Regions from separate parts of the Mus musculus genome. Here regions 1 and 2 are each linked to region 3. The links are chromatin loops, found by intact Hi-C in ENCODE. Cell type or tissue: left cerebral cortex. All regions are shown on one strand. Region 1 holds the start of Zfp451 (zinc finger protein 451). Region 2 overlaps Dst (dystonin). Region 3 holds the start of Bend6 (BEN domain containing 6).

Evidence for each region. Peaks named below come from ENCODE experiments on the same cell type or tissue, not always from the same donor. Only the 100,000 strongest peaks of a DNase experiment are listed, where the experiment ranks them.
Region 1: a loop joins it to region 3, with 2.6 times the contacts of the local background. A loop is called at or near these places in 2 of 42 quality-filtered maps.
Region 2: it touches region 3 in a loop (5-fold over the local background); 30 of 42 quality-filtered maps call a loop at or near these places.

What each region holds. Positions count from the first base shown.
Region 1 is chr1:33,810,480-33,818,479 of GRCm38, reverse strand. Zfp451 (zinc finger protein 451) reads left to right here and starts at 3,885. Exons shown (of 15, transcript NM_133817.3): 1 at 3,885-4,142; 2 at 4,670-4,753. The coding sequence starts at 4,122. In left cerebral cortex, a CTCF peak has its summit at 4,077; DNase peaks (open chromatin) are centred at 343, 3,958, 4,701 and 5,039; H3K4me3 peaks cover 2,183 bases; H3K27ac peaks cover 1,519 bases.
Region 2 is chr1:33,963,406-33,971,405 of GRCm38, reverse strand. Dst (dystonin) reads right to left here. Exons shown (of 103, transcript NM_001276764.1): 3 at 2,503-2,703. Among named protein-coding and RNA genes, the nearest start is that of Dst, 59 kb to the right of the region's middle. In left cerebral cortex, CTCF peaks have their summits at 4,884 (motif pointing right) and 6,604 (motif pointing right); DNase peaks (open chromatin) are centred at 4,020, 4,874 and 6,577.
Region 3 is chr1:33,902,702-33,910,701 of GRCm38, reverse strand. It overlaps Bend6 (BEN domain containing 6), which reads left to right and starts at 3,081. Exons shown (of 7, transcript NM_177235.3): 1 at 3,081-3,136. It overlaps Dst (dystonin), which reads right to left and starts at 2,477. Exons shown (of 103, transcript NM_001276764.1): 1 at 2,250-2,477; 2 at 1,669-1,703. The coding sequence starts at 2,430. In left cerebral cortex, a CTCF peak has its summit at 3,062; DNase peaks (open chromatin) are centred at 2,763, 3,087, 3,588, 4,221 and 1 more place; H3K4me3 peaks cover 3,480 bases; H3K27ac peaks cover 1,794 bases.

The DNA of each region.
Region 1 (8,000 bases), 92 kb after region 3:
ATAAAACTTAAAAAACCAAGTATGTATAATCAAGATAATTATGAATCAGGATTTATTTATAATCCTCCAGTAGCTGCCAATCTATGCAATTACTATGTTCACCTGTGCAGGAAATAATTTTATTTTCCAAAAAAGTCCTCCAAGGGGTACATGAGGGCCCCACTGGAGCAACCAATGGATCACTTTTACACTTTCTCTTCAACCCCAAGAGCCAACTCCTTAGTAGATCTATAACCCAGTAATAGTAGAGTCTTGTTTTAGACACCATTGCTCAACCTATACAGCTTGTACAGTAGCCATCTTTGAAACATATGCCAGAACTACTCCCACAAGCCACAGCCTCCGCTGATCTTATGCAAAACAGCCTCCCATCTGGATTCTCTCCTGCCTCAAGAAGGCATCGCCTTCTTTCTGTATCCCCTGGTGAGCATAATTTTCCCTCACTTGGCTTGCTGGTGTTCACCTGTTCTCATGGCCAGACTTGCAATCATTGTTTAGATGTGCCTGGTACAGTTGTCACTCCTAATCCCTGTAGGAAAACTTACCTTGTTCTACCCTTTCCAACCCTACCTCCTTAAGTGAATAAACAGGTTTATTTCTGGCAGAATAAAAGAAATTCAACCTCAAATCATCAGGCAGTCTATAGGTTGGCTTGCCTCTTTCAGATTGGATCCTGGGACATTGTAATGTATTATCTGACCCACCAAGAAATACGGTAAGGTGTGCACAGCAGTATTCTATTAGCAAATGGAAGAGGTATGTATAGAGTTGAGTCCTAGTAGGCCTTGGGGGCACAAGCAAGTTACATGAAGAAGTGGATCTAGTGCCAACGCTTTCTATTCCTGTTAATGATGCCAAGTGTATAACCTGATGGGGTGTTCCTATGATTGATTAATTGGGGAAGAGAAGATTAGGGCCTAGTTTACTGATGGTTCTACATGGTATTCAGGCACCAACCAGAAGTGGACAGTTGCAGCATTACAACCCATTTCTTGGAGAACCCTGAAAAACACCAGTGAAGGTTACTCATAGTGGGCAGAACTTTGTTTAGAAGGAGAAATGGCCAGATGTGTGACTGCTTACTGATTTATGGGATATAGCTGATGATACACTGGATGATCAGGGACTTGGAAAGAGCATGACTGGAAAGTTAGTGAAAAAGACATCTGAGGAAGAAGTATGTGGACAGCTCTCTCCAAAAGGGTAGAAGATGTGGGGACATTTGTGTCCCATGCCAACAGTCATAGTAATCAAGTAGATAGAGTCCTGTTCTCAGGACAGTTAGCTTCTTTCTGCAGCCATCCCTCCATCCCTGTCATTATCTCATGGGCCCATGAACAAAGTGGCCATGGTGGCAGAGATGGGGTTTAGGCATGGGCTCTACAACATGGACTTCCAGACACCAAGGCTGATCTGGCTACTGAGGTGGCAGATCTTCCAACATTAGAGAGCAACAGAGTTGCAGATATAGCATCATTCCCCAGGTAGCATTTCCTGTTGGCGGTGAAAGACCTCCGAAGGGAGACCCTCACTCAAGTCTCAGGATAATAGCGGACTCCCAAGAACTCACAAGAGACCAAGCTTGATGCAAACCACATGAGGCTTTATTCGGGGAAAGCCAGAGCTCTGGGGACAACTCGTATCCCACGCAAGGGTAGAGGAGTCGACCCCAAGGGGAAAGGGGTCCCAGTTTTTATAGGCCCTCAGGGGGGAAAGGAGAAGGAGGGAGTAGGGGATTTCCAGATCTAAACAATATCTATTCTAAAACGATTTCTCAAGAAATGGGTATGGGAGGGGTACAAAGAAAGAGTCTGGTGCAGGTGCAACAACTCCAGATTGGCCCCGGCTGTGGTTGCTGGGGAGATTTTCCGACTCTTCCCCAGCAACCAATATCACAAACACCTGGCAATGGGCTTCATCAGTGGGCACACACATGGGTTCAAGGAACAGTCAGAACATTGGCAGACACACGGGTTCTAGGAGTGGCCAGAGCATTGTGCACCTCTATTTTTCTAAATCAGTGAAGCTAGTTCTGCTAACAGTGACATCTATCTTGCCAATTTCAGGGCTTCTGTGACCTTTTACATTCTGTCAGGATCTTTCAGCAGCTGGACTCTATTGGACCACTTCACTTCCTCCATGGAAAGGAGAACACTTTGTCTTTGCTGGAGTAGATCTTTATTCTGGGTATGGATTTGTCTTTCCTGCAAGTGATGTTTCTGCCAACACTAGGGTCTTACAGAATTCCTCATCCACTGTCATGGTGTTCCGCACAGTGTAACCATTTAAATTATCTCATCTTTATACCAATAAAGACACAGGAGGTATAAAAAAAAACCCTTCTAGCTCACTCAGTGAGGTAATTTTATTTTCTGAACCATATACAAAACATCTATTTGCAAGCCCGATTCTACGATTCTACAATGAAACTGCTGGCTTTTCAGAAATCTCTCTGTGTCATTCTTCCAAGCCAGTCTACCTTTTTCTTTAGCTCCTCCAAACCCAAGAGGGCTCCTTAGCTTCTTTCCTAGAATACTGTTTTACCTGTGTCCTGCCAGCTGCTTCTCTGTTGTTCCTGCAAGCCCAATCTCTGACCCCAGACAAGGGGGAAGAGAAGGGAGGGGGAGAGGGAAAAGGAGAGGAGGAGGGGAAGAGAGAGAGAGAGAGAGAGAGAGAGAGAGAGAGAGAGAGCTCTATCACAGGTCCAATTTTCAATTTTGCTTATATAAAAAGTATCTCCTCCCCTAAACCCTACACAGGCTCCAACCCTGTCAGTAAGGTCTGAACCATTTTACATTCACAGAAGGGTAGCTAGCGGCAACTGACAAAGGAAATATCTATTTAACCTTTTTTGTTTGTTTTTTGGTACAGGGTTTCTTTTTGTTTTTTTGTTTTTTTTTTTTTTTGAGACAGGGTTTCTCTGTGTATTCCTGGCTGTCTTGGAACTCTCTCTGTAGACCAGGCTGGCCTTGAACTCAGAAATCCGACTGCCTCTGCCTCCCAAGTGCTGGGATTAAAGGCGTGCGCCACCACCGGCCCGGCTCGGTTTTATTTTATAAGAGTCCAAGTGTATCTTGAAAAATTACATTATACCCCTGGGATTTAGCTGCTTTTACTTTCCCGCTGAACTCTGTACTCTAGTTTTACTCCTTGCTCCTCTCTCTGGTCCTTGAGTGAGACTGAATATTTACTAGCACCGGGAGATAGAAAACATGAGAGAGATTGAGTAGCTCAAGTGCTTCAGGTCTTGGACTTCACTTAAACCTATCCATCCATCTATCGATCCATCCTTCCTTCTGGCCCGAAACAAAGACCACTGAGCATTGCTTTCATAGCAGTATGATCACTAAAGGTCTGAAAGGGTTAACTGACATTACTAGGACTGTTTTGCCCACACCTCTGTGTTCCACTCTCCAAGTAATTAACCTATCAACTCAACCTAGCCTGAAAAGAACAAGGGAGAAACAGGAAAGGCTAGGGGCAGCCCTCTGGAACCTTATCAGTAATGCTACTTTTAGTTTACAGGAACCTGTGGACAACAAGGAAGCCCCTTTGTGAGACTTCTGCGAGAATTAATGACCTCTCAGGAATGCCATATATAAGCTCTTGCCCTTGCTTTGCCAAGATGTAATTGGGAGGAAAAAGTCTTCCATGTTTTCATCTGCCTTGCTTGTTGCCAGTGGGGCTCTTTTCCTGTCAGTGTCTCTAAGTGAAAGGCGGCAGCGGAACGAGAATTGGCGTGGACTCAAAACTACATCAAGACCCTCACCACCTCCTCCTGCCATCTTCCGGAGATGCAGATGAGCGCCGAGCTCCGGATCCTCGCCACCTTTCCCCGCCACGCGGTCGTCAGCCTCGAGACCGGCGGAAACTACGACTCCCAGAATCCCTCGCGGGGCGGGAGGAAGGCGGGGAGCGTACAAAGCGGCGCTGGAAGCTAGCGGCAGTGAGGCCGCGCTTGGGGTCCGGCAGCTTGGCGTCCCCGCGGCCTGAGGCGTCAGCTGCGTGGGCGCTCACGCAGGGCGGGTCGCGCGGCGCCGGGCGAGAGGGAAGTCGTGGCGGCGGCGTCGGGAACAGCAGCGGCGGCGGCGGGAGCGTGGTGCTGACAGGCCGTGGGAGAAATGGGAGACCCAGGGCCGGAGGTGAGTGGTGGCGGCCCGGGCCTTGGCTCCGCCGAGCCCGACCCCGAAAGGTTTGGTTTGTCTTCTCAGCTTTGGGCTCAGCCGGGCGGCGGCCTCGGGCGAGTGCGGGGCCTCCGGGCCTGGTGCACGTCTGCGTGGAGTCCTCAACAATGGCGGTCCGGCCGCCCCCAGCCCCTGGCCGCCCTAGCCGAAGCAGCCGCAGCCCCGAGGGTGAGAAGGGCTTGGAGGCAGGCTGGCCTTGTACTTGAAGCCTGCATCCCCGACCCCGGGGGTTTAGAGCCTGCATCCCTGCCCCTGTAAGAGGCGGGGAGGGGAATTGTGGCAGCTCGCCTGGGAAGCTAGGTCTCTGCAGCTCCAAGACGGCTTAGCACGCCCGGCCTCCTCCATGCAGTTCCCTGGGCTGGATTTCCGCTTGGTCCTGCTGCTTCCCCTCAGGGGCTTTTGTCTTTAATCGATCCTTTTGGGGAGAATTTCTTCCTGCGATCTTGTGGCTGAATCGATAAGCGTGTTTTGGCTTTTGTTTATAGATAATAGAATCTGTCCCACCAGCTGGGCCCGAGGCATCAGAGTCTACCACGGATGAAAACGAAGATGACATTCAGTTTGTTAGTGTAAGTAGAGACAGACAATCGCGGTTTGCTGGAGTGAAGTGTGGTAAGCCATTGTATGATTAAGCCCCACCAGACAGGCAGTCATCACTCAACAGACTCAACAGATAGTCATGAATGGCGAATAGCTGTCGCACACTGATGCTGGGGACTTTCACCCTAAGGGATACCTCAGTGCTTGGGGCTACCTGAACAATTGGAGTAGGCATCCGAATTGTTTTGTGCTTCCTGGTACTGCCCAGGGCTTAACTTCTGTCCAAGAAAGAAGACACACAGGACTAGTTAATGCCAGGAGGTTGGAAGTAAGGCCTGCAAAGAACATTGCATCTTAGCATGATGTATCCTCTAATCGCTGAGGACTTCCCTAACGTCTGAGGTCATCTTGTTACATCACAGAAAATTGTTGGTCACAATGGGGAGGCCTGTGTCACCTGAAACACTGCTGTTTTTCTACATTTGTTCCTTTGGGGAGCAGGTGTTCTCCAGCGTTGAGTGGAAGCTGTAAGATCTGGGCCCCCTCCAGATCTGTTGAATCAGAAATCCAGGCTGGAGCCTAGGTATTGTTATTTTGACATACAGTGAGGGACCCTGGGATCTCCCAGCCAGTCCTAAAGTGATGGTGAGAGGGAAGGGAAACGGCTTTGGGTGATTGTCACCTATAGTGGCTAAGTTTGTACATCAGTTCTTCTTAAGTAGTGTGTAGCTAGAGAACATCCCTGCTTTATACAGCTCTCCTTGGGATGCTGTAGTTAGCTGAGCTTGGCATTGAAGCTCTCTAGTTCTTATTGGTCAGCCCAGATGTATTTGTTGACCTTGTGACCAGCTGTAGACTAATGCTTATTAAAGACCATCCTCCCACCATTGAGCCCTGATGGCGGTCAGTTGGGTATGGTGTGTTAGTGGGATTGGGAGGGGCGGCCTTCATAAAATCATTTTCTTGGCAGTTTTCCTATTGGAGTCCGTCTTTTTCATTTTGAGCTTGGAGGATCTGGAGTTAGGTTGGGGATACATTGAGTCTTGTCCCTTTCTTCCTAATAGACTAGAGTACTTTGGAGAAAGAAGAATGTTGGTAATTAGTAGTGCCCCTCCAACAAACTATGTATGATAAAGGTTTTTGTGACAATTATTTTGGATTGTTCATGGATCACATATATTTGTAAACAGAATATTTACCTTGATGTTTCATGCAAAAGGCTCTTCATTATACAATAAGGCCGTTTGAGAAACTGATAGAATGTGGAAAGAGTAAGATTCAAAAAGTAAATTTTTTTGGTTGTATATCTTGTGAAATAAGATACCATGATATTTTGTAACAAGTTAATTCAGGTGTCTTGATCTGAGTTTTAAAAGTAATATTTAAATTTTATTTTAAGCGTAAAGGTAGGTCTATCTTTGCATTAAGAATCAAGAATGTATAATATATAAAGCTGCCTATGTGTAAGGGCTATCACTTAAAGATAGTTAGTGATAGCTTACTTTTACTGTAAGGTACATTTAGAGTCCTAGCACTGAGGAGGTCATGGTGGAAGGATCCTGGTTGGAAGGCAGTCTGAGCTTTACTTGGGAAGTTCTAGGCCTGTGGTGTTCTGTGTAGTGAAACCCTATCCAATAAACACCACTGCTGTGCCACGGCAGCAAACAGCCCAAGACAGAAGCTAGAGACGCTCTGTAATACACTGTCCCTCAGGTAGTTCCTGTCTAGTAAAGATGAAGACCTGTTTTCTGCCAGACTTGTCCAGATACAAGCTACATTATAATAGAACTTCTTGGTTTACTTGGTTCCGATTTTTAGCTGGTAATTTAAAACAAGATTATATGCATAACAGAGTGGTGCAAGAGTAAACTACCATTGGACAAGAGACTTTCTGTGTCTCACAAATGTAGACGGAAGCCAGGCAGCATGCTGAAAGGAGTAATATAGATATGAATCCTTTTTAACTTTTATTGAAATGTGCAGGGAAGTACATAGTTCATAAGGGCCCTAGATTTTTGCAAAGGTAATAAGTTTAAGATGTATTTATGTGTATGACTGTTTTACCTGTATGTGTGTGTACATAAGGTACATATGTGTACATCACATGCATGCCTGGTCCCCATGGAGATCAGAAGAGGGCCTCTGATCCCCTAAGAACGGGAGTTACTAATGGTTGTGAGCCACAGTGTGGTTGTTAGGACTCGTGAACCACCGGGTGGGTTCTCAAAACATGGTCTAGGTGTGTAAGAGCAACGAAGGCTCTTAGATGCTGAGCCATCTCTCCAGTCCTCTCAAGGGGATACATTTTTATAAATGGTGTTTAGACTGGTTGGTTTTTTTTTTGTTTTTTTTTGGGGAATTGTCTAGATTGGATTGGCCCTGGGCATGTCTGTGGGGCAGTCTCTTGATTGTTGATTGATGAAGAAGGCCTAGTCCAGTCTGAGTGATGTGTGTTTCTAGGCAGGATGAAAAAGCTAGCTGTGTGAACCAGAGAGCGAGCACAGGGGCTAGGTAAACAGCATTCCTTCTCCCTTCTGCTTTGACTCCCACAGCTGGGCTGGGACCAAGAAGTATAAGATGAACTAAATCCTTTCCTCCCCAAATTGATTTTGGTGATGATGTTTCAAATCACAGCAACAGAACAGCAAATTAGGACAGTGGCTAAATCAAGAAAGATATGAATAACAGCCAGGCGGTGGTGGTGCACACCTTTAATCCCAGCACTTGGGAGGCAGAGGCAGGCAGATTTCTGAGTTCGAGGACAGCCTGGTCTACAGAGTGAGTTCCAGGACAGCCAGGGCTACACAGAGAAACCCATATATATATATATACTTGCTTGAAAAACTTGATTGAAGTGTTAGTGTTTTAGCACAGCAAGGAGATTGGAGAAGTAAAAAAATCGCTCCAATAAGAATTTGTTTTTATAGAAAACAAAGAATACTTAAATAAATAAACAATAAATAAGTCATTAAGTAAATGGTCCAGGGAGATGGCTTAGTGAGTGACTGGCACTTGACCTGAATTCTATCCTTGGAACCCACAATCTCAGTGTGTGGGAGGCAGAGGCAGGCAGATCTCTTGAGTTTGATGCCAGCCTGCTCTTCCCTACAGAGTGAGTTCCAGGACAGCCAAGACTACACAGAGAAACCCTGTAGCAAGTTAATAAATGCAACAGGTGTGATGGCAAGTGTCTGTAGCCCCACGTTCACTCCATGTTCACCCCACGTTCACTTGGTGCGAGTGGAGGGACCTGTGCAGCAGCAGACAGAAAGAGTG
Region 2 (8,000 bases), 61 kb before region 3:
TACTAGAGTATGAATTATGAATTCAGGATGAGTATGTTATAGCCTAAAGCCCTGAACGCATACCACATGACATGCCACCATGATGCAAGCTGGCTAAAGTGGTTCAGTCATTGTTTTCCTTGTCTCCTCCTTCCATGCTAGGGAATTGAACCCACAGCCATTCAAAAGTCAGGCGAGCACTTTACCACAGAGCTACAACAGCCTCAGCTACTGTCATATTCTCTAATTCTTCTCTGCTGTCACGCTGCCGGCCTTTCTTACTTGCAAGTCTTGTTTTGGAGTATAAAAAAATAAATAGGGCTGGAGAGATGGCTCAGTGATTAAGAGCACCGACAGCTCTTCCAGAGGTCCTGAGTTCAATTCCCAGCAACCACATGGTGGCTCACAGCCATCTGTAATGAGATCTGATGCACTCTTCTGGTGTGTCTGAAGAGAGTAAAGGTGGTGTACTCATATACATAAAATAAATAAATAAATCTTTAAAAAATATATATATATAAAATAAATAAATAACTGTGACTAGAAATGCCAGAAGTAGCTTGCAGAAGGCCATTCAAATAATCCTGGGTCTCTCCGGCTGATGTCATCTCAGCCCATCTCCAAGCCACAGGGAGAGTTCTTCTAGCAAGGTGTGACAGCACTGACTATATGCGAGCAGAGGTGAGAAAAAGAACAGGTCTGGACCTGTGTTGAATGGACTGGCTACAGCAGGTACTGGTGAAGGCAGACAACTAAACCCATCAAAGGACATACATCATTCAGTCCACAGGCAACATCCCATTATCAGCAGCCTGCCGATGTCAAAAGTTTGCCCAGAAATCATATGACACGAGGAGCCTCCTCCCTGCTGACTGACAATTTCCGGCCTCCCAGAAGACTCACTGGAGATGCAATCAGATGAGGGAGTGTGCATCCCCGGCTCCGAAGCATACACACCATCCTCAGATTCCCTTCTTCGAGGAAGAGATGGTGGAACTGAGGCCTGACACCTAGAGTACTGCAGTAGTCGCTGACCTGTCCCAGCCTGCACTGCTGCTCACGCTGGCTGCGTGTTTAATCTTCCTAAGGTCACCTATGCAAAACCCCACGTAAATTATCGACAGCTCTCTATGCCCCTTCCTCTCCTCCCCCTGACCACATCATCCCTGCCTAGCACTTCCTGTTGTAAACACCAATCACAGGTCTTTGTCATTAAGTAGCTCTGTTGCAAACAATTCATTAGAAATAGGACCCTTCTGCTGGCCTCGTCACTAAACCTATTTCCACATGTGACCTGCCACCCAGTGACCCCAATGGAATGCAGAGGGATTATCAAGTCACATCTTGACAGTTCCCTTAGGCTGTCAGCACAGGAAATGGCAATATGGGCTAAGCATAGCATGAGGATAAACCAGGTGAATAAGGCTAAATTCTAATGCTAAAACAATGTAACATCATGGCAGTTTCAGAAATAACATTTTTAAAGCTTTCAAATAGCATTTTTCAAGGCCCAAATCCTTATTCACAGTATTGGTTAGAAAAATCCATGTGCCAAAAGCCACCGAGATGAGGACACCAGAGCACTTAGAATAATGTGTTCAGAAAATGACTGGCTCAACCCCAGCTGAGCTCCGGCGCCCCAGGGAAAGCCGTGCTGTGAACACATGACTAGTGTCTCAGTTGCTTTTATACAGCCATGACAAAAACCGTCAGGACCAAGACAACTTGTAAAAGAAACATCTAATCTGGGGCTCGTGGCTCCAGAGGGTTAGAGTCTCTGACCATTGTAGGGAGCATAGCAGCAGGCAGGTGGCCATGACACTGAAATAGAAGCTGAGAGCTCACATCTTGAGATGACAACCACTAGGCAGAGAGAGGGGGCTGAGTGAAGTCCATTCTGAGAGGGACACCTCTTGCAACAAGGCAGCACCTCCTATGTTCCCCAAACAGTTCTACCGATGGGGGAGGGGCAAGCATTCAAATATGTGAGCCTCGAGGGGCCATTCTCACTCAAACCAGCACAGTTAGGGGGACAGAGCCTTTTGCTGTCTCACAGCTGAAAGGCCAGTTAGAAGCTCTTCCAGAGTTACCCTGAGCTGAGTCCCAGCCCTAGAGACTCCTGGGAGGGGTTCAGCCACCGTCACAGGTTCCAGCTCCAGCCCGTCTTGGATGCTTTCCCTCTCTTGATACTGACTCTATTGTTGCTGTGATGTCTTAGCACACCTCAGCCTGCCAGCCTGTTAACTCTAGCGCTCCCATCCTCATTCTAGACCACAGCTTCAAGGGCGCTAGGAATTCCCTAGGTTTTTAGATCAGTCTGAGTGACGCTGGCCTGCTCCTGCCTCTGGCAAGGACCTCCCTAAGACCTTCTTGGAAAGCACAACCCTTCCTTTATGTGAACACGCAGTCACTTTGTGGGGGAACAACAGGATGGCTCAACTATTTATCCAAACTTATTTAAGGGGATAATTTCACCGTTTGACTGTTATTCAACACTTGTACAAAAGACAGCTTTCTACTTACAGGCCTTCTGGTGGAAGCACCTTGAACAGAGTGATAGAATTCTGGCTGCACCCGGCTGTTTTTCTTGATCCTTCGCTTCCTCCCCGATGACTCTTGTTCACTCTGATGATGGACTTCCACCACAGGCTTCACTTCTTCAAGCCGGGCAGCTGCGGCCGCTGCAACTCGCCTCCTGATGTGTCGGGGGCTTGCTCGGAACCCCTGTGGCAGGAAACACACACGGGAATTCAGATTTCCACATTTTTGTATAAATATTTCCTGGAGTTAGTTAAACTGTGTGCTCCCCAAGTCCCCCCCCTAGTCAATGAAATCATCTACATTCCCATTTGTGAGTCTAAGTGGTTCAACACACATGAAAATATTTTCCGCAGGGCTGAGGGCACTTCTACATTAAAAATGACCTTAAGATCAAGAAGGTTGATGGAGGAATGAAAAAGGAAAGAGGACTCTGCTCTGCTTCTGCATTGTTCAGATGAGTTGTGAATACACCTGCCTAAACATGATACAGAGGACAGGGTGGGGCATAGAACACGAGACCAGGCAGATGGTTACTTTTAAATGCCAAGAACACAATCTAAAAATCACCTGGGAATTGAGTCTTAATGAGGAGCTGTCTAGATCTCTAGCTGTGGGCATGTATTGAGGTGTAATAGAGGTGGGAAGGTTCGCCCATAGTGGGCAGCACCATTCCCTACGTCTGAATCCTGGCGCCTCTGAAAGAGGAAAGAGATGGAGCACAAGAAACCATGCATGCATTCCTTCTCTCTCTGCTCCTGGCTGTGGGTGTAACTTGATTGCTCAAGTTAGTATCTTGACATTCTTACAACACCGGACCATGACCTGGAATTGTAAACCAAATAAGCCCTGACTCCCTTAAACTTACTTCTGTTTGTGTCCTTAATTTACTACATCAACAGAGATGATGGATGAAGAACCCCTCTGCATTCCTGAGAGCAGAATCTCTCGGGAGGGTCCGTAGGGATGCAGAGCATCATTACATCCTAACAAAGGGAAGATGCAGAGCTAAAGCAGAGGTAGCCTGGTCAAGGATGTGAGCGTGGGAGTGATGCGCCTGTGTCCAAATGCTGAGTCATTGATAAAGCCACACAGTTATTAAACATCTGTGACTTCCGCTCCCTACTCCACGTAATGTTCACATTCTATACATAAGACTTTTAGCTTCTAAACAAAGGGTATATCTAAAATGCCGAGTAGCATATCTAGAAAAAAAGCGGGTGCTTGATAAAACAGTCACGTGTTCTTTCTCTCTTGAGGTAAGGTAAGCATAGCTCTTCAGACAAAGAAACAAGTTCAAATAAGTCATAGTGTGAAAAGAATTTCAAAAGTTATCAGTGATGGTCTCAGTCCTCTTGTGGCAGAGAACAAAAAGCAGTTTAGCAGAGAACAAAAGGAGTAATTCACACTGAGTTCACAAACAACACACAAGCACCACTCTCAGTGGTAGCCAGTCTCACAGAAAGGACTGAATGGAGCTGAGAATACTCTATATTTGGCTCAGTTTAGTGGGCGGCAGGCTCTTGAAGACCGAATAGTACTTATGTTCCAGGCAAGGGACAGGACTTAGGAATGAATGAATATGTAAAATGGCAGGCACACGTATGAAGTATTTACAAGCAACGGAGATGGTATTCTATGACATGCCAGCAGGAGAGTGCAAGTCAGGCATGGATGGAAATGAAAGGGGTTCAGTAAGCAACAGATACTCTGGGGGGCCTGGGGGCTATGTGTTTGTGGCTTGTCTGGATTTTAGAAGAGACATAAAAGGCTAGAAGACTGAGGTGAGACTAACACAGGCAGCAAAGCAGCACGTTCTAAAGAAGGTCTGACTGTGGGTGCGCCCAGCTCAGAAAGACTGTGCAGGGGCTTCTCACTGAAGAGCCGGGAGGTGGGCTGGCACGTGACTGTGGAGACCCTGAACATGAACTGGAGGATGTGAAACAGAGAAGCGGACACAGAGGAGGGCCTACGTGCCACGGACAACAGAGATGAACAAGGGGGAAATGCAAGCAGATTGTCAAAACACTCTCCGGATCAGCTCTTTCTCACATCAGCCTGCTCTCACCCCACCCGTGTGAGAGTTCAGCTGGCCCTCTTCATCTCAAAATAGATCCCGAAGATCTCTGCGGCCCCCATACAGCCCAGCGGGTATTACAGCAGCTGCTGGGAAGCGGATTTAGGGACAGGGAGCTGGGGTCAACTGAAAACCATGTTTAAAGCAGAAATTGGGTCACCCAAAGGAACTGGTAGCCATGGACTTGCCTGGAGTCCAGTGTACACTCCTCTTGTCATCTGAACTAGACTCCCTAAGGACAGTTTCTGAGAATCTCAAGGACCACGATTTATTCTAACCACTAGGTGGCACTAACGATCACTGCCAACTTCTCTAGTAACGGAGCGAATCTAAGGTTTATTTGATAGAAATGGAGATTTCTCTTCTTATGAATAATAAGCAGCTGCCTTTTGCTGGGTTCCCATCATTGCTAACAGTCCTCAGTAATCTACAAATCCTAGAAACACTCAGGAGGTGAACGTGGCCCAAAACTCTCTTAAAGTCACACAGACACACACACACACACACACACACACACATTAGATTAGACCATAATTCCGCAGTCAGTCTGGAGAACAACAATCCGTCCACTCCACATCTTCTAGAATAATCAAGACTGCCCAAGAAGACACTCAATGAAGAATATGGGCTTGGTTTGCGTTTTGTTGTTTAAATTATACTTGTGTGTGTGTGTGTTCCTGCATGTGTATTTTTATGTGCATGTGTATCTGTATGTACATGCATAAGTGTGTCTATGTGTGTGTACGTGTAGGTTGTGTGTGTGGTGTGTGTGTATGTGTGCATGTGTGTCTCTGTGTGGATGTATACAAGAGTATCCATGTGTGTGTGTGTGTGGACATGTATATCTGTATGCGCATGCACAAGTGTGTCTATGTATGTGTGTTTGTATAGGGTGTGTGTGTATGGTGTTTTTGTGTGTGCATGTGTATCTATAAGTACATGTGTTTCTGTATGTACGTGCACAAGTATGTCTGTATGTGTATATGGGGTGTGTGTGTGGTGTGGTGTGTATGTGTGCATGTGTGTCTCTGTGTATATATGTACAAGTGTATCTGTGTGTGCATGTGGTGTGTGTGGGTGTGTATCCACGCCATGGTGCACCTATAGACATCAGAGAACAACTGCAGAAGCCAGCTCTCTTTCCACCATATGGGTCCGGGATTGATCTCCAGCTGTCAGATTTGGTGGCAAACACCTTTATCTCCTGTGCCATCTTGCTAGCTTGTAGAATTGCTTATTCTCTGAGTAGCAAAAGTAGAAATGCATAGGTTTTTGTTTGTTCTTTTGGTTTTTATGCAGATTTCTGTAAATTCTACTCTAAATATAATTGCTTTATTTTACAATCAAATTTTCTAAGCATCAGAGCACAGCACACATATTTTAGCCCATCTGGATCCCCGGCCTCTGTTATTTCCTAGTTGTATGCTCTTGGTTAGACACAACTATTTCCTTATCTGTAAAATGAGCATTAAAACTAATTATTGCGCAGGTTTGCAGAGGAGAATAATGGTTTCATGTATGCAAAGCCTAAATGCCTGGTACACGGCAGGGCCGAAGTGTCTGTTATGATTACTATGTATTACTGTATAAATAAAATATATTCTCGAATATACCCAGGCGTGAAAGGAAGACAAGTCACATTTCTTGCTGAAGATATGGGAGGCCTGATCCCTGGGTGAGAGTTCCTGGCCCTGGAGATTCCCAGGCATGCCATCTGCAGTGAGTCTAACCACTGTGCTCATCTGCCGGTCCTATTACTCCGCATTGGATCATGGCTGTGGATTTCCTGTGTCCATTATAATGCATTGACATTACTGTATCGCTTACTTCCTGGCTCCCAGGCCAGCAAATTTCAGGCAGTTCAGAGCTGTGATAGCCAATAATATGAAGATGAAACCATCACGGGGCGGCCTGCTCTATTTCCCTGAGTCACTGTGCAGGATCAAGAAACTCCTCCTAAACACCATAAACCATGACCTGACAAAGGGAAATTTTATTTTGAGACAGCAGGTGGTGCTGCAAGCTCTTTTTGGTGTTAGGACTCAAGAGATAAAATAGTCCTTTTCTCTCTGTCCATTTGACCTTGATACCTCGAGGTAGGCAGGGTTAGGGAATTGGAAGTGGTGACGGGTCCCCAAGAGGATGCCTGTAACTTTCACACCCTGACATTTCATCGAAAGAGCAGCTTGGGCCTTAACCTGGCCACAAAGCTAGAGGAAGAACTCGTGATCATCAATACAATTAGCTGTCCCTTCCTGACCCTAAACTTACAAAAGGCACACAGCTAAAGGAAGACAGGAGGTACAACTCCACCACAGGCTAACACAATCAGAAGGTATAATGCCCCATCAGAGGTAGGAGTGGCCAAATTGGAGTCGACAGGTGTTTGTGCGCGCGCGCACGCGCACACACACACACACACACACACACACTTGGACATTTTGTTTTAAGAGAAAGAACATGACGTTGTGTGGGTAGGGAGGTGAGGGATGAGCTGGAGGGATTGGGGGAGGGGAAGGAATAGGATCAAAGTGTATTTGTATGAAACATTAAATAAAAACAACTGTGATTGGCTCACTCCAACCTCACACACCCATCGTGGGTTTGAGGGAGGTCACAGAACATCCTCTCACTGGACAGTATAGAATACAGCTAGTTCATGAGTGTAATTTACACAAGTTACGCTGGTTGTCCTGGGCAGACTCCATGACCACTTCAATAAAGACCTCCACACGAGTCCAGGTCTTGGTTTTTCTGGTTCACCTACCTTCCCTCCCTGCCCTGTGTCCTACTCTTTCCTGAACTCCAGTTTTATTAAATTATTTCCTTCACCTTCGTACTCATGCCTGGTTCTCTAGGAAAGGTGTTTGGAGAAGGCTCCCTACCCTTCGGCCACCTCACTCAAGCAAGGCGGTGATTTCCTGCTCTTTGCTAACAACACCTGTGTCGAGGGTTTTTCTCAACTTGACACAAACCTAGACGTATGTGGGAAAAGGGGGTCTCAGTGGAGGAAGTGTCTCAATTACACGGATCTGTGGATGTGTGAGGGGAATCCTCTTGATTGCTAATTGATATGGTACAGCATATCCCTGGGCAGGTAGTCTGGGCTGATTGAGAGCAAGCTGAGGGGCAATTGGGATTGGCTGGCTTCTTGGGTGGCCAGGGCAGTGCTGGTTCAGCATGTGACAACCCACAGCTTGGGCGGAGAAGGGGCTCAGTTTCTGGATGCCTACAGGGAGGAGCTCTTTGACAAGGCTAACAAACACTGCTTTTTGCACATCCTGACCTTGTTAGAGGTACCCTATTGCACAAAACCCGGCTGGGCAGGTTGATGCTAGCTTCTGGAACTACCTTATCATGTACCAGCTTTTCCTACCAGGCTCCGAGTGGAGACATTAGCAGCCAG
Region 3 (8,000 bases):
AATCAATCAGCTCAAGATAAAACATGCTTATGCCAAAATGTCCAGGGCAAGCTCACAGCACAGTCATTCTTCTCTCATTTATCTGCATAGAGTTGGTGAATCTTTTTCCAGACAATCCCCTATATCCTAAAACTTGTGCCCTGCCCACTATTTACTTTGTTGCATTTAAATTTTACTTACTCTGCTCTTCAAACACTATTCCACCAGATCTAGTTCATGTGTAGTCCATGAACCTGACCTAATTTTCTAAAGACTTCATTTCAAATATTATCTCGATTTTTACAAATTTTTCTCTCTCTTCTCATCTTCCTTTTTCCTCTTCTTTCCTTCTTTCTTTCTTTCTTTTTTGAGACAGGATCTCACAATGTAGTTCTGGCTATCCTGGAACTCACTATATAGACCAGGCTGGCCTCAAAACTCACAGACATCCCCTGCCTCTGCCTCCAAGTGTGTGGATCAAATGTGTGCGCCAGCCACCACACCTGGCAATTTTCAGTTGAATTTTACAAAATGTACGATGGCTACCCAAAACTAAATACCTCCTATGAACTAATTATTTTTTTACATAATTTTTAAAAATGATTTCCACATACACCCCTACAGGGTACTGTTGGCCCTGTTTTGGCACACTGTTTTTCCACATACAGCCCGACCCCATAACCACACCCATACCCCCACCCCCACTAGTTAGTATAAAGCTAGATCCAGGCCTGCTGACAGTTGGCAAGCTCTTCTTCCACAAATCTTAACTAACACAGAACTCTCACTTCCAGTGTACATGCAATAGAGTTACTCAGCATGCAACATAGTAACATTATGCTAATGCAGCTAAGCTTAAATAATCACAGTCTAGCAAGGAATCCGGGGTGCAATAAAACCTCTGATGAACAAGTCAAACAAGATGTGAAGTAACTTCAGGTAACTAACAAAACTGTAGTAGGGGGCTAGACACCACAGTACTTTGCTAAGATGAAGACCCTGCATCATAAAGTAACCTCCATGGCCTGATATAGGCAGATTTCGCCCAAAGAGAAAAAACTTGAAGTGGGCAACTGGAAAGCCAGTGGGTCAGGCAGAGCTGTGTCTTGTTCTAACTGGAGGTGGTTCTCCTGCAGTTTCCTGCACTGGCAGCGTCCAGTCACCTACTCTAGATGGATAGTCTAGAACAGACACTAAGTACACACTCTGGCGTATCTTCTTCATCAACATTACTATCATGTAAAAACCATCCTGGGCAGCAAACTAAGCCCGTAGGGATGTCACCTGGAGTCTCAACTGGAGTTTGCTTCAAACTCTTCGGCAATAACGACCTAAGTGGTTTACACTGTGGTTTAGCTACCGACCTCCGGAAGCAACCAGGAAGTGCTTCCACCACAAGTGCAGATTGTAAGCTAAACTGATATCCATTCCCAGACTAAATTCTCTCTTTTAGGGGCTGCCCCTCCCACCTCTTGTAACGCAAACTCCACTACACTAGACACACACAAACACACACAATGCGCCCCAGGCGTGACTATGGAATTGCTTAAGAAGCATGTCACTTTGGGCTTAGGGACTGCAGGCTTCCCATTCGGTGCCCTACTGGCTTTTTAAACACGTATATGATTAATGCTGGTACTCAGGAAAGAAAGCTACTCTGACCTTGAGAGTGTGCGCTAAATAAATTACCTCAGAGCGAAAGTGATGAGATCTCAGAGCAGCATCTGGGGAGAAAAGAGGGAAAACGAGACTCCGTTAACTCCTTGTTCTCAGCCTAAAGAGTTACTGATCACTTACCTGGATTCGGGAAAGCACATTCTAGGTGTCTCTCTCCAATTCCGTGGGCATATTGGGGCGGGGCGGAGAGAGTATTGGACCATCTGTCTCTAAGGTGATTTCTCTGCAAGAAGTTCCAGCAAAGTTGGGAGAGGGGAGCCCATATCATCACGCCTTACTTTTTTATTCCTAAGCTCCAGCAAAGGCTTGGCAAAGATACGAGTACCTCAGCCCAGGACTCCCCTACAATTACCTTCTGGGCTCTAGCAAACTGACCCTAAGAATCGGAGCCTGATCCTTCCTTCCAGGACCTCCGAATCTCCGTGGTTATCCAAACCTGGTGACTCAGAGGATGGAGGTGAGGCCAAAGGGCCAGGGCGCGTTAAATAAATAAATGCACTTAGCTTGAGGAGTGGGCACTGAGTGGGCAGAAGAGGCAGAGAAGGCTTGAACCTCGCTTCTGCCCAGAAGAACCCAGCGGCGGCGTGTCTTACCTCTGCTTCTGGAACGACCCGAAAAGACCGATTTCATCGGATGTCTCCCTTTCTGGAGCTTGCGGTGCCAGCAGCAGAAGAAGACGATGGTGGCGACGGTGCCCAGCAGGAGCAACAAGAGGAAGAGAGCACATTGGATGCTGTAGGGTCTCAGCAAAACGAGGAAAGCGGCGGCGATCATGGTGCGGGCGAGGCGGGGGGCCGTGCGGCGCGGGGCTAAGGCTGCAGAGCGCGCGGGGCGCGGGGCGCGGGACGCGGGGCGGGCGCGGCGGACAGGGGCGAGCGCGGCTCAGCGCGTCAAGCCCGGCGCTCGCGGCCCCGCGCGCGGCCCAATGGCTGCACACCCCGCGCCGGCCCCGGAACGACTGATGGAGAGCAGCGGGCAGCTCTCGCCATGACTCAGCACGCGGCGCAGCGGCGAGAGCCGCGCCCCTCCCTCCGCAGGCGCCCCAGCCCGCGCGCAGCTCTCGGGCTCAGCCCCGCCCGGGACGCAGCCGGCTGGGAGCATCATCGGGTGGCCGCCCGGGGCCTCGGCGTCCTGAAGCCGGCGCACGTGGGGCGGGACGGGGCGCGGCGAGCCGGCGGGGGGCTCGGTGGGTGACGTCACGGGCTGCGGCGGCAGCGGCGGCGCGGGTGCGGGCGCGCGCGCATGGCTGGGGCCGGGACCGAGCGGCGCGCGCCCTCCAGCAGGTCGGTTCGGTGCGCGCGCGGCCCGCCAGGCCACGCGCCGGGCGGCGGTGCGCGGGGACCCCCGGGTTTCGCCTGTGTAAGCCTCCGCGGACCTTCTGCTGGAGGCCGACGTCAGGGGGCGCCAAGGAGCCGGGGGGAACCCGGGCTCCCGCCTCCCTGAGCCCGCCCGGAGGCTGGGGCTCGGAGGATGCAGCAGGGTGAGCTATTTGGTTTGGGGGCGGGGGTAGTCCCTGCGCATGGAGGCGCGAGCACCTGGAAGGGCCATCTCCAAGCTGGTCCAATCTTAGGAAAGGCGGCACGCCGCGGTCTGCAGGCTTGCACCCTACCACCCCCAAACTTGGTGCTGATTCTCAGCCCAGACGTGAGCTCTGCCACGGTCAAAGAACCCTGATTCATTTATTGGCTTTGTAGGGAGAGGTGATTTTAGATGTAAGGATCTGACATGATGAAGGATGAAGGAAGTTGGTGATTGATTGGCCTGTAGATACTGCAGGAGAAATTTTTAGGCACTGTCAGACAACGGCGATCGGTCACACTCGGGTACACACCCTTCTCCCCTTTGCCGTTTTTTTCCAGCTTCCCTTACATTCCGTTACAATCCGCAAAAACTGTATCGCAGTTGTGGGCTGGACACTTGACAGTGATCGCTGATTCGGTGCCAACGAAGAAGGCAAGGCGTGAGCGCTGCGGTGTGCTCTTTTGCGGAGGGCCTCTGCCACCTGGCGAGAAAGCCAAAGCTGCAGTGGCCGCCTGCAGCGTGTTGCGGCCTTAGCGGGCCAGTGCAGTGCTCTGCCCTGCTTGCCCCTAAGGCAAACTGGCTTTCCCTGTGGGAGTTGGATGATTTGTTTTCTTTCATTGACTTGTATTTTTTAAATTAACTATATGACATATGACAAATGAAATATTACATTTGTGCAATTTCTAGTAACTGGCTTGAAACTAAATAATTCGTAAAATTCCAAAAGTCAATTGAAGAATCGATAGGAATGTGTGTATTGTTGTCTAACTATATGAAACCAACTGTTCAGTTCTGCAAAAATGTGTAGCCATTAGTGACTGATAGGTGAATGATGTATTATCAAGTGTGAGCATTAAAAGAAATGCGGAAAGATGTTGCTTAGCCCTGATGCCAGGTTCATAAGCACGGAAAGCACAGGAAAATGTGCTCTTATTTGCATGTTGGCCTCCTAAAACAAATACAGATTGCTATTATATGCCACTCATTCTGTTGTTTGAGGCTGAGGATGGAAAGCACCTTGCTTGCCGACACTGAGGAAGGTGAGACTCTTGACTGTCAGACTGCGGGGAGCACTGGGTGCCAAACAGGCTTCACGGGTCCCTGGCAGTCAGCAGAGCTGTCTGGAACTTCTGCATCCCGTGCACAGAGCTGAAGGGCTCCTGACACTGCAGCCCACTGCAGTAAGAAACTGTATTCCTATCTGCTATGCAGGGGGGCGGGGGGGGGGGGTTGAAGAGAATCCCGAGATCTTGCAAAGTGTGGTACACCGCGAAAGGAAGAACCCAGCACGCTGAGCAGGGCACCGGAGGGTCGTTTTATACTGGACCAGAGTAACCTTCTGCAAACTGGGGGTGGTGCTAGCCGATGCGGTTTCCGAAGGTCATCCTTACGTTTCTCACTGACCAGAGCTTGGCAGTGAGCTGAAATGGCACAAATATCTCTGAACAGAAATAGGTCTGAGGCTGTAAACTCAGCAAAGTAATCAGTTTGCCCCAAATTCTGTGCTTTTAACAGCGAACAGCAAGTAAATAGCGATTCCGATTCTCTGAGCTATTATTTACTGCGATTATTATCATCCTGAGCCTTGCTGCCGCCATTCACAAGTTTCAGTTGCACACAAGAATATCATTTATCTCCCCGATAAGGTAAACGTTTAACTGAAACTCAATAGGATTTATACATACATCTTTTTATATGTATTTCCTTCTGTTCTTTGTCTGGGTTGTCTTAAGGATACATACAATAAACAAACCAAGTGCTAGAAAGAATTTAGTCTATGAGTCCATTACTTTCTGGTTTGTTGCTAATTTATCATTTCCTTCCCAAATAATGGCATGTTAGTAATTGTTTCTTTCTTTGTGTTTGCGTGGTACCTGGTGCATCCTGGAGCTCAATATGCATTAAATTAGCCAATCTGTCTTTTGAGGAAGTTAATTTAGTAGAATTTATGCCTTTTCTTCCTGATGGGATTTCATTTAAAAAAAAAAAAAAGAGTTGATGTTAAATAAAAGTCATACATTTAAGATTCAAGGTAAGGGCAGGAAAAATACAATACATAATACAAATCTCATAATATAAATCTCTTATACCTGTAAATAAAAAATCACAATGGAAAATGTTGTAGTTTACTGCCTTTATGACAGAAAATGTTTACTGTAATCCAAGAGGTTAGGGAGCTAAGGAGAAAACAGAAAGTTTGCAATGGGTGTGTATCAGTGCACCATCACATATCCCTTCTTGTGGTTCTCCACCCTAGATAAACACATGGGTTCGAAAAGAAAATTAAAATGTTAATTGTATTCAGGGTCAAGTCAGATTAAAACATTGCTTAGACTCAAACCAAAATGGGATACCTTGTCTCTCTATCCCTAACTCAGTGTGCCTGCCTCCCATCACAGATGAAGAAGGATCTCACAGTAGAGCAGGCAAAACCAACCTGTACCAACTCCTGCTTAGAGATCAGAGCCTGGCACTTTCCCCGTCTATAAGGTACACACTATGAGCGGAAAGGAGAAGGACTCATATATGAGAAGGAAGCTTTAGTAATCTTTCTGTCCATCTCTAACTAGCAGGCTCTGGTGGTTCGTCTTGATTGGCCAACAAGATTATCAGCTTGCTAGAACTGAGAAGTGCCTAAGAGATTAACAAAGCACATCTCTAGATTTGTTGTGATACCATTGCTCAGAGAGGATTAAGTGAGGCGGGTTGGTGGGGAGACTCACCCTGGGTGTGAGCAGCCACATCCCATAGCCTAGCGGACCAGATAGCATAAAAGAGGAATAAAAAATAAAATTAAATAAAATAAATAAAGCACAGGCATTCTGTGTGTGTGTGTGTGTGTGTGTGTGTGTGTGTGTGTGTGTGTGTGTATGTGTGTGTGTGTATGTGTGTACTAAAACCTTTGAACCCACAAGGCCCAGGCGAATCTTTTCTCCGTGCTCATGTGTCACAGTGATGGAGCCCTACTGACAAGCAGTCCTTCCTCAGTCTTTCCCATTACTAACTCTCCCTCAAAGTTAAGAAGAGTAAATTAATTAAGTTCAGGCGGCCTGGAGAAATTCATCAGTCAGTAAGGTGCTTACTTTGCAAGCATGAGTGCCCATGTCAAATGAAACAACACCCCCACCCCCACCCCACCCCAAAGAACCTGGCACGCCTGATGTCTGTAACCCCAGCACTGGGGAAGTGGATCCCAGAGCTCTAGCCCGACAGCCTAACCTATCTATGGAGTTACAGGCATCAAGTGACCCTTTCCCAAAACAGGAAAGAATTTCACGGTAGTGCAACAGCTCAAGGTGTCCGTGGGCATCCCCACTCATGTGCATGCATGTGTTGTGGACCCTACCAAAAAGCAAGTGGTTTTACTAAAGCAGAGATATCTTGTCTATTATTTCGCTAGAGTCAATGGGTGTGGCACAATTTCCTAATTAATAGTTCAGGAAGAAATATCGGGAGGAAGCAAAGTGTCCACCCCAAGCAATGTAGCGCGGGAATAACGGAAGATGACTCAGATTCGGAGCCAGGGTGGAAACGGTGAATTTTGAAGGAATAACAAGGGTAACTGTGTGAAAAAACCACTGTGTAAATTTGGGTAGAGAAGTCTCAACCAAAAACGGATGTGGGAAGAGTCGTCACACAGATTGTTAGTGAAATCATGGACATGGAAGAAGCAAGTAAGAAGAGAAACTCTAGAAAGGGGAACTGGAGCTTGGAGGAAGCTCCGGTTTGTGGACTGGGAAAGAACCGAAGGCAGGACCGCTGAGTGAGGAGTGAGCATTCCAGCCCCTCGCCCCCACCCCCACTCCCCAGCCCGCAAGGCTTGCTGGGAATATGCACCAGCGGTTAAAGAGAGAAAGCCCTGGGGGATTGGGAGGGGCAGTTTTCAGGAGTTACTCCAGAGGACTGAGAGATCACGAAGGGAGAGGCCAAAACATAGAAAATGGGTTACAAAGGGAATAGAAGTTAAAATGGGGGCTCAAAGGCACCATCCACACTCTTGGGAGAAATTTAACTGATGGAAACAAATATAAAAGTACTAAAAGTCTGAGTACAGCCTAGTACTCATTGTAAGCCGCTGGTGGCGGTGGGGCTGCAACTCCTGCTTTTCTCTAGACGGAAGTTTCTAGAAACTTGTGTGCCTGACCGTGCTTGGGTTTTTTTGTTTGTTTGTTTGTTGTTTTCTTCCTTTTGCTGTAGCAAATGTTCTGTCAAAAGAGACTTTGAGAAAATACAGTTTGTTTCACATTCCAGTTCAGAGTTACAGTTCATCTGGCCAGAGAAGTCACTGCAACCAGCACTAAAGGAGTCAACGAAGTCTCAGCCCAGCCAGCCAGAAGCACAGACCGTTGAATGCAGGCTCAGCCCCCCCCTTTCCCTTCTACTCAGTCTGAGATCCAGCCCACGGAACAGTGAAGGCTACTCTCCATCCTCCAGAGTTATAAGATGCCTTCCTGTCCTTCCCTCATCCAATGGGTTCCTTCTCAGACTACTACCGACCTGACTCCTAACATCCGGACTTGAAGGATTAGTTTTAAGGAAAGAAATGGGGACTTACCTTCTACCATTGGGAGACAGCTAAGGGCAATAGCAATAGGTTGTATGTTTGGGGAGTCTCTCAGACAACCCTGACCAACAACTCACTATTGATGACGGCACCACACACTCCTGGGACAGGACTGAGTGGCCCCTGAGTCAAAACTAATTGAATGTCTCCTTCCTGAGGACAAGCTTTCGTGGAACCAGAAGGCCCCATGCAGCTTCCTAAAGAGGAAAACAACAGCCCTTCCCAAATATGAAACCTCTGAGCCACAACAATGACCAAG